Regions from separate parts of the Homo sapiens genome. Here region 2 is linked to region 1. A link is an interaction called in ENCODE POLR2A ChIA-PET data of the cell type or tissue named here. Cell type or tissue: GM12878. All regions are shown on one strand. Each heading gives the region's core, and the rest is flanking DNA. Links, peaks and the distances in the headings are about the cores only. Region 1 overlaps LOC105369612 (a long non-coding RNA gene). Region 2 overlaps CCND2-AS1 (CCND2 antisense RNA 1).

Region 1 (5,386 bases), core at 254-5,253:
CCGTCTCTACTAAAAATACAAAAAATTAGCCGGGCATGGTGGCGAGCGCCTGTCCCAGCTACTCTGGAGGCTGAGGCAGGAGAATGGCGTGAACCCGGGAGGTGGAGCTTGCAGTGAGCCAAGATCGCGCCATTGCACTCCAGCCTGGGCGACAGAGCGAGACTCCGTCTCAAAACAAAAACAAAAAAACAAATTCACTTTCTTTAATAAATATAGGGCTATTCAGGCCGGGCACGGTGGCTCATGCCTGTAATCCCAGCACTTTGGGAGGCCAAGGCGGGCAGATTACGAGGTCAGGAGTTCGAGACCAGCCTGACCAGCATAGTGAAACCCCGTCTGTACTAAAAATACAAAAAAATTAGCCAGGCGTGGGGGCGGGAGCCTGTAATCTTAGCTACTCGGGAGGCTGAGGCAGGAGAATCACTTGAACCTGGGAGGTAGAGATTGCATTTAGCCAAGATCGTGCCACTACACTCCAGCCTGGGCAACAGCGCTAGACTCCGTCTTAAATAGATAAATAAATAAGTACAGGGCTATTCAAGGAATCTGTTTCTTTTGGGTGAGTTTTGGTAGTTTGTGGCTTTCAAGAAGTATGTCATTTCTTTTAAACTGTAGAATCTATGGGCATAGGTTTGTTTGAAGCATTCCTTTATTATTCTTTTAGTATCTTCAGAGTTGTGGTGACATAATTCCTTTTTCCTCCCCAATACTGGTAATTTATGTCTTCTCTCATATTTCTTTTTCAGTATGACTTGAGGTTTATCCATTTTATTGATCCCTTCAAAGTATGCATTTTTGGTTTTATTGGCTTTCTTTTTTGTTTTTAATTATACTGATTTTCGTTGAGTTTATTATCTTCTTCTTGTTAACACAAGCATTTAAATGCTATACATTTCCTTCTGAGCACTGCTTTAACTACATCCTACAAATTTGGATATGTCGTATTTTATTTTATTTAGTCCAAACTATTTTCTAGTTTTCCTTGAGATCTCCTTTGATCCATATATTATTTAGAAATATATTGCTTAATTTCCAACTATTTAAAATTTTTCAACAAAAGACAAAATTGACAAATGGGATCTAATTAAACTAAAGATCTTCTGCACAGCAAAAGAAACTACCATCAGAGTGAACAGGCAACCTACAAAATGGGAGAAAATTTGTGCAACCTACTCATCTGACAAAGGGCTAATATCCAGAATCTACAATGAACTCCAACAAATTTACAAGAAAAAAACAAACAACCCCATCAAAAAGTGGGCAAAGGACATGAACAGACACTTCTCAAAAGAAGACATTTATGCAGCCAAAAAACACATGAAAAAATGCTCACCATCACTGGCCATCAGAGAAATGCAAATCAAAACCACAATGAGATACCATCTCACACCAGTTAGAATGGCAATCATTAAAAAGTCAGGAAACAACAAGTGCTGGAGAGGATGTGAAGAAATAGGAACACTTTTACACTGTTGGTGGGACTGTAAACTAGTTCAACCATTGTGGAAGTCAATGTGGCGATTCCTCAGGGATCTAGAACTAGAAATACCATTTGACCCAGCCATCCCATTACTGGGTATATACCCAAAGGACTATAAATCATGCTGCTATAAAGACACATGCACATGTATGTTTATTGCGGCACTATTCACAATAGCAAAGACTTGGAACCAACCCAAATGTCCAACAATGATAGACTGGATTAAGAAAATGTGGCACATATACACCATGGAATACTATGCAGCCATAAAAAAGGATGAGTTCATGTCCTTTGTAGGGACATGGATGAAATTGGAAATCATCATTCTCAGTAAACTATCACAAGAACAAAAAACCAAACACCACATATTCTCACTCATAGGTGGGAATTGAACAATGAGATCACATGGACACAGGAAGGGGAACATCACACTCTGGGGACTGTTGTGGGGTGGGGGGAGGGGGGAGGGATAGCATTGGGAGATATACCTAATGCTAGATGACAAGTTAGTGGGTGCAGCGCACCAGTGTGGCACATGTATACATATGTAACTAACCTGCACAATGTGCACATGTACCCTAAAACTTGAAGTATAATAATAAAAGAAAAAAATAAAAATAAAAAAAAGAAAATTTTTTTTCAGATATCTTTCTGTTATCGATTTCTATTTTAATTCTGTTGTGAACAGAGAATATCCAAGGTGGGCAGATCACCTGAGCTCAGGAGTATACAAGATCTACATTTTTTTTTAAAGCTTAATAGTGTTTCTTTATGGCCTAGAATATGATCTGTCTTGGTGAATGTTCCATGTGCATTTGAAAAGAATGTTTATTTTAGATTTAGTAGAGTGTTCTATAAATATCAATTAGGGTAAGTGAGTTCATAGGTTGCTCAGTTCTTATATTGTCTTGCTGATTTCCTGTTTGTTGTATTGATTACTGAAGTAGTTTTGAAATTTCTAAATACAATGTGGATTTTACTAATTTTTCTCCTCCCCCTCCCCTCCTTCTTCTTCATCTAAATTGCACTCTAAATATTAATATGTAGTTCTGTTGTCTTCCGACCTGTACTATTTCTGACAATAAGTGATCCCTCTCCTTTCACCCCAACCCCACTCTCTAGTTGTTTTGAATATTTTCTCCTCTTCACTGATTTTTAGCAATTTAATTATAATGTGCCCTGCGTGGTTTTATTTGTTGTTGTTGTTGTTGTGTGTGTGTGTGTTTGTTTTTGTTTAGCTTGGAGTTTGCTGAGATTCATGGATCTGTGAGTTCATACTTTCCATCAAATTTGGAACATTTTTGACTATTATTTCTTCACATACTTTCAGCCTCTCATCCCCTTTCTGAAACTGTAGTGTTGGGCTTTTTGATATGGTGATGGTGGTGGTCACTGAGGATCTGCTCCTTTTTTGCCAGTGTTTTAAAATCTTTACACTGATCTTCACTGAGGGTTGTTTTTGGTTTTTGGTTTTTGGTTTTGTTTTTGCTGTGCTTAATCTGCATTTAGTCTCTCCAGTGAATTTTTATTTTCAGATATTGTATTTCTAAGCTCTAAGCTATACAAGTTACTTAGTTCATTTTTACATCTTCCATTTCTTTATTCATTCTATTTATCTTTTCCTTTAAATTTGATATTTAAAACAGATGCTGTGATGGCCTCAATGGCTAATCTCATCGTATCTGCTGTTCCTGGATCTCCTTCTACTGACTAATTTTTTTCCTGGCTATGAGTCATATTTTCTTGCTTCTTGACATGTCTAGTAGAATTGGATTGAATGGGTACGTCGTGATGACAAAGTCGTTGAGTGCTGGATTGTGTAGTCCTCCTTTAAGAGTGTTTCAGTTAGTTTTGTCAGACAGTTTAGTTATTTGTGGATCAGCTTGATCCTTTCTGGACTTGTTTTTAAGCTTTGTTAAGGTAAATCTGAAGTAAGCTTTTCACTAGGATGAATTTAACCCTACTACTAAAACATGACCCTGCTGGGGATTAAAATCTCGGGTATTAAATGAGGTTTCTTTCTTTTTTTTTCTTTTTTTTGAGACTGAGTCTGGCTCTGTTGCCCAGGCTAGAGTGCAGTGGCATAATCTTGGCTCACTGCAACCTCTGCCTCCAGGGTTCAAGTGATTCTCCTGCCTCAGCCTCCCGAGTAGCTGGGATTACAGGCATGCACCACCCCACCCAGCTAATTTTCCTATTGTTAGTAGAGATGGGGATTCACCATGTTGGCCAGGCTGGTCTCGAACTCCTGACCTCAGGTGATCTGCCCGCCTCGACCTTCCAAAGTGCTGAGATTACAGGCGTGGGCCACCATGCCTGGCCTTAAATGAGGTTTCTTTTTTTTATATTTTTATACTTTTTATTTTTTTGAGACAGAGTCTCACTCTGTTGCCTGGGCTGGAGTGTGGTGGCATGATCTCGGCTCACTGCAACCTGCGCCTCCCAGGTTCAAGCAATTCTCCTGTTTCAGCCTCCCGAGTAGCTGGGACTTGGGACTCCAGGCACACGCCACCACACCCAGCTAATTTTTGTATTTCTAGTAGAGATGGGATTTCGCCATATTCGTCAGGCTGGTCTCGAACTCCTGGCCTCAGGTGATCCACCCGCCTCAGCCTCCCAAAGGGCTGGGATTACACGTGTGAGCCACTACGCCTGGCCCTAAATGAGATTTCTTTACCCTTATTGGTGGAGGCTTAATGTCTCCCAGCTCTGAATGGGCACTGAGACTTATCGGCTCCCAGTGTCCAGTAGTCATTCTTTCCTGGTGGTTTTCTTTATCTGGTCTCATGAAGTTTTATTCTATACATGTACAGCTTAGTATTCAACCAAAGACTCAAAGGAATCGCTATGTAGATATTGGAGTTCTTTCTCTACAGAACTTCCTCTTATCAATATTCTGCCCCACAAACTCCAGCCACCTCAACCTCCCCAAACCCTGTTCCTCTTCTTTGTGCTGTGGTTCAGATAGAAACCAGGGAAATTGCAGGGCTTACCTCATTATTTTCTTTCTCTCAAGGATGAAAGTCTTGCACTACCTGTTGTTTAATATGTGAAAACTTGTTCCATACATTTAATCTAGCTTTCTAGTTGCTTATAGAGATGGGGCAAATTTGCTTCCATGCATTCCATCATGGCCAGAAGGTGGAAATCTCTGGAGATTTTATTGGAATCATACTAAATATGCATATCAAATCTTCCATCCCAAAGATATTTTCTGTCTGTCCACACACTTGGTATTTCTTTAGTGTTGTTTATTTAAGAGCTAATGCATAAAGCCAAGCGTGGTGGCTCATGCCTGTAATCCTAGCACTTTGGGAGGCCAAAGCGGGCAGATCACCTGAGCTCAGGAGTTCGAGATCAGCCTGGCAAACATGGCAAAACCCCATCTCCACTAAAAATACAAAAAAATTGATCAGGCATGGTGGCATACAGCTGTCGTCCCAGCTACTCTGGCGGTTGAGGCACGAGAATCACTTGAACCTGGGAGGCAGAGGTTGCAGTGAACTGAGATCACACCACTACATCTCAAAAAAAAAAAAAAAAGAACTAGAGCTAATGAACACAAATATCAGAAAGCATTAAAATGTATAATGTGAAAGGTTCCCCTCCCATTTATTCTCACAAATTCCCTTCTACTCCAAATAGAAAACCACTGTTATTAGTCTTTTATATCTTTCCAGATGAAATTTTAATGTGAAAACAGGAAGATAGAATACACACTCTTCTGCACAGCAATTTTTTGTGTGTAACAATGTATCTTGGCGTTGTTTCTATAGAAGTACATCAAAACTTTCCTTATGGTTTGTTTCATCACAGCTGATTATAATTCATATTAATGCTACTTCATAATTTGTTTCAGCAGTCTCTTATTGATGGATATTTTTTAAAATTAATGAGAATTTTGCA
Region 2 (5,386 bases), core at 92-5,091, 80 kb before region 1:
ATGCTCACTGACATGTACTAAGAGGTAACCTTCCAACTTGAGTAGAAGGCACAGGAAAAACTCATCCACAGAATCCCAGAAGTGCAAAGAACCTTAGGCATCCAATCCAATGTTTCCCAAAATGAGGAAGGATATATTAGTTCATTTTTGCACTGCTATAAAGACATATCCGAGACTAGGTAATTTATAAAGAAAAGAGGTTTAATTGACTCAGTTCCATGTGGCTGAGGGGGCCTCAGGAAACTTAGAATCATGGTGGAAGGCAAAGAGGAATCAAGGACCTTCTTCCCATGGCAGCAGGAGAGAGAAGTGCAAGCAAGGGAAATGCCAGACACTTATAAAACCATCAGATCTCACGAGAACTCACTCACTATCATGAGAACAGCATTGAGGAAACTGCCTCCATGATCCAATCACCTCCCACTGGGTCCCTCCCTTGACACGTAGGGATTATGGGTATTAGAATTCAAGATAAGATTTGAGTGGAGACACCGCCAAATCATATCAGAGGAGGTATATGGAGGAGCATGCATTTTGCATTTTAGTAATTTGAGGTTTATTCTAATGAGTATTAGGAAAAAAGTAACATTTAAACTCATAATTTCACAGATATTATGATGGTATTTAACTTTATAAAGGGAATTGATTTTTAAAAAATTAATTTGAATAAGTGATACGTAGATACAGGTTTTTTAAATCAGGAAGGTTGTATGCAAATAACTAAGATTTAGGAAACATTGCTTCCTTAAAAAACTCCAGATCAGAGAGGGACAGCAGCTCACATGCACCCAGGATCACACAGCCTTTTAGTGACAGAGCTGGGACTAAATTAGCGTGCCTCACTACTAAAACTACGGAAGTTAAGACTTTGCAGGGATTCTTCTCATTTAAGCAGTATTGTTACAATTTTTTCATTCTTTCTGTTTTCTGACAATATTTCATTCACTTATTGTTTCACAAATGAATTCTGCCCTATGAATGACATTAGATACTTCTTATTGCTTACTTTTGCTTTAATGATGCTCCCTACTTTGGGTTTTTGGATCGGGTACCTTGCTTTTCACCAGACCTGTGACTTTTGCGTCCCTAGGTGGGTTTGCATCTGTTTTCTCACCTTCTCAAATTTCTCTGCCTTTTCAAAGTCACTTTTGAACTTATCTTTCAACTACCTGAAGTGGTGATACCAGTTGGTGCTACCAAGAGGCTGACTAGAAAAAGGAAAAAGAAGAACAGGTGAATGTGCTGTCCATCAGGGACTTTGAAAAGCTCTAACATATTCTTGACAATCTAGAAAATCACATGTGTGTCTATGGCTCTGTGCATGCCCAAGAAAGACCTGAGAAGGTGCTACTCTTTCACCAAACCAGCTGACCTGGAGGCTCTGTGCAGGTAGAAAGTGACAGTGGACAGAACTTTAAGCTTCCCACCAGATTGTTGAAGGCATGCTCCAACAGATACAGAGTCCTCCAGCAAAGGCTGGGAAATGTATTGGTTTAAAGCATTTAAGGAAATCTCTGTCTAATCATTAGCTGACCAGGAAGCAAATCAAACAGAGAATTTAGTGGTTGCACACGACCAAATATACAGACTTTATAGAATTAGTCCAGGAAAATCACTAAGTAAACAACAACAATAAATTCAGCAGGATGTTGGGGGATTCTGATTTCCAGAGTTGCTACCTTGTATTATTTTAAATGTTTGGTTTTCAATAAAAAATTATGAGGCACACAAAGAAAGAGGAAAATATGGCCTATGCATAGGGGAAAAAAGCAATTAATTGAAACTGTACCTGAGGCAGCCCAAATGTTGCACTTACTAGACAAAGACTTTAGCTATTACAAATATAAATATGTTCAAGGCACTAAATGAAACAATCTCTAAAGAATTAAAATATAAGAAATAGAGAATGTCAGTAAAGAGGAAGAAATTCTTTAAAAGAACCAAATAGAAATTCTGAAATCAAATAGTAAAATAACTAAAATAAAAAATTCACGGCCGGGTGCGATGGCTCACACCTGTAATCCCAGCACTTTGGGAGGAAGAGGCAGGTGATCACGAGGTCAGGAGATCGAGACCATCCTGGCTAATACAGTGAAAACACGTCTTTACTAAAAATACAGAAAATTAGCTGGGCATGGCAGCATGCACTTGTAGTCCCAGATACTCGGGAGGCTGGGGCAGGAGAATGGCATGAACCTAGGAGATGGAGGTTGCAGTGAGCCGAGATTGCACCACTGTACTCCAGCCTGGGCTACAGAGTGAGACTCTGTCTCAAAAAAAAAAAGAAAAGAAAAGAAAAAAAATCACTAGGCAGGGGCTCAATAGCAGATTTGAACTAGCAGAAGAAAGAATCACCTAACTTGAAGCTGTGTTAATTGAGATCATCCAGTCTGAGAAACAGAGAAAAAAGAATAATGAAGAAAAATGAACAGAGTCTTAGAGACCTGTGGGGCACCATCAAGCCTACCAACATACACATAATTGGAGTGTCAGAAGGAGGAGAGAAAAAAAGTGCAGAAAGAATATTTAAAGAAATGATGGCTGAAAAATCCCAAATTTATTTAAAACATTACACATACAAAAAGCTCATCAAACTCTAAGTAGATTAAACTCAAAGAGAGTCACGCCTAGACACAACATAGTCAAACTTTCAAAAGAAAGAGAGAAACTTGAAAACAGCAAGACAAAAAGCAACTCATCACATACAAGGAATCTTCAATGAGTTAAACAGTTGACTTCTCATCAGAAACCATGGAAGCCAGAAGGTAGTGGGCTATCATGTTCAAAGCACTGAAAGAAAAATACAGTCAACCAATAATTCTATATCTGGCAAAATTATTCTTCAAAAATGAAGGCACAATTAAGACATTTCCAGATTTTTTTTAAAAACAACAGAGATTGCATTGCTGGTAGACCCTTCCTACAAGAAATACTAAAGGGTGTTCTTATGGCTTAAATGAAAGGATGCTAGACAGTGACTCAAATCCATATAAATACATAAAAAGCACTGCTAAATGCAACAACACAGGTAAATATATAAGGCAATATGAATGTAAGTTTTCTTTTTTTTGTAATTGTTTTTCTCTATCTGATTAAAAGACAACTAACTACATAAAGCAATAATTTTAAATGTGTTGATGGACTTATATACAGGTGTAATTTTATGACAATAATAACACAGGAGAGGGGAGGGAGCTAAGCTTGGAGTCAAGTTTTTATATAGTGCTGAAATTAAGTTGGTGTTAATCCAAACTAGATTGTTTAAAATTTAAGTGTTAATTGTCATCCCCAGAGCACCCAGTAAGAAAATAATTTTGAAAATATAGGAAATGAAAAAGAATCTACATGTCACACTAGATAATAGACATTTAACACAAAAGAAGACAGTAACAGAGGAACAGAACAACAAAAAAGACATAATGTATATAGAAAACAAATAGCAGAATGGCAAACATAAATTCTACCTGATAGATACTTACATTAAATGTAAATGGACTAAACACTCTAATCAAAAGGGAGAAAATAGATAAAAGAAAATATGATCCAACTATATGCTGTCTGTAAGAGACATACTTTAAAAAGCAAATAAGTTTAAAGATGGAAAAAATACATACTATGAAAATAATAACCAAAAGAGAGCTGGAGTTGCCACGCAAATACCAGACAAAATAGACTTTAAGACACAAATTGTTACTAGAGATAAAAAGAATGTTTTATAATGATAAAAGGGTCAGTCCATCTGAAGACCTAACAATTATGAACATATATGCACCTAATAGCAGAGCTCCAAAATACACGGAAAAAAATCTGTTCTGTATTGGACAGAAACTTGCCTCTGTGTTGCTTTTACTCCTGGATCTTATTCCTGTTATCTGGAGCCTCACACAACATATACCTGACACATATATGACTAGAAGCTTTTCCAGATATTTGAAGCCAACTCTCATGCCTTTTCTTACTTTCAGTTTTTTATGTGGCCTTGTCCCTATACATTTTTTTCCTAGAATGTATTTATATCTTTTATAAAGAAGGCTACTGCAATGTTAAGAGAGGAACCTACTTTCATAGAATTTCAGAGTTGGAAGGAAACCAAGATGATCTTATTCAAATCTCTACTTTTATAGATGAGTAAACTGGGGCCTGAGCTGGTTAAGTCATTGAGCCAGTTAATGGCAGACCAAGATTCATAATCTTGGTTTTCAAACTACTTGTTCAGTGTTTATTCCAACATTTTCCTTCTTTGATAGTTTTTCCTACTTTAGGTTGCTATTTCTTCTCCCTTCTTTCAGTGGCATCTGGCACCTTTCATCAGAGAAAAAAGCTCAGAGTGATGAAGAAACTGCACTAGACATTAAAAGACATGGATTCTTATCTTTTTTGGTCACTAATCAACTTTCGAGGCCTTGGATAAGTCCCTTATGAAAATAATAACTATTATTCACCAATAATATTTTACACTATTGAGTACCTACTGTTTATGAGGCACTGTGCCAGGCACTTTGCCTATATGCCTCTTCATATAAGTGTTCAAAATGTGTCTCCTTTCTTATCTATACAATAAGCAGGTTGTCTGTTGTCCTATCCAGCTCCGGAATTGGATGATTGTAAAAAGCTATCTTTATTAGTATAGTCTTATAATGCCTGAGGCTTCATCTTTATCTTCCTCTTTCTTGTTTCCTGGGCTGGCAGGAAATTGTAAGGAAGATTAGAATACTTTCTCTAGATTTGTCACTATAGCGAATCCTTTGTATGTGTACCCTTCCAAGGGACTTTCTATTTTCCCATAGGACTTGGCTTGACTTTTACTGGTCCTGTTCAGGGTTTCCAGGATCCTATTCTCAGCCTACTTCTCACTTTAGATTTTCCCGTGGGCCTTTGATTCACTCTCATGGCTTCTTATTTCACTTATGAGCTCAGAGAAGTGAATAATTTGATGAAGTTCACTCAGCTATTAGCAGCAAACTTGACAGTCTGTCTGATCCCACTGTGTTTGTTATTTCTGCTACATGATTCCCATCTCTGAAAGTTCACTTGATCTTACTTTCCCACCCTTGCTTAAGACCTAGCTCAAGCCCTAACCTGTCATCATCACACCAGGCCAAGTGCTCCTCCCTCCCAATTTACCCAGAGAGTGATGTTTGCACTGCACATCAGCCATCACCTTGGGACTTGCCCCTTGGCAGACTTTGTGGTCTAGTGGTTATGAATGTGGGGTCTGGAGACAGAGGGCCAAAGTATGAATCCTGGCTCTACCACTTATTGGCTGTGCAACCACAGAAAAGTTACTTAACCTCTCTGGGCCTCAGTTTCTTCAACTATAATCAGGAACTGCTAGTAGCACTTACTTCATAGGGTTGTTACGAGGATAAATGTGATAATCCATGTA

What was found. ChIA-PET counts read pairs that join two places held together with the same protein. Peaks named below come from ENCODE experiments on the same cell type or tissue, not always from the same donor. Only the 100,000 strongest peaks of a DNase experiment are listed, where the experiment ranks them.
Region 2: POLR2A ChIA-PET joins it to region 1 with 8 read pairs; 12 of 35 experiments call an interaction of 5 or more read pairs at or near these places.

The regions. Positions count from the first base shown.
Region 1 is chr12:4,176,486-4,181,871 of GRCh38, reverse strand. All of the region lies in intron 1 of LOC105369612 (a long non-coding RNA gene), which reads left to right. Among named protein-coding and RNA genes, the nearest start is that of CCND2, 95 kb to the left of the region's middle. In GM12878, for the core only: no CTCF peak of the experiment used is centred there; no DNase peak of the experiment used is centred there; H3K27ac peaks cover 406 bases.
Region 2 is chr12:4,256,382-4,261,767 of GRCh38, reverse strand. All of the region lies in intron 1 of CCND2-AS1 (CCND2 antisense RNA 1), which reads left to right. Among named protein-coding and RNA genes, the nearest start is that of CCND2, 15 kb to the left of the region's middle. In GM12878, for the core only: no CTCF peak of the experiment used is centred there; no DNase peak of the experiment used is centred there; H3K27ac peaks cover 410 bases.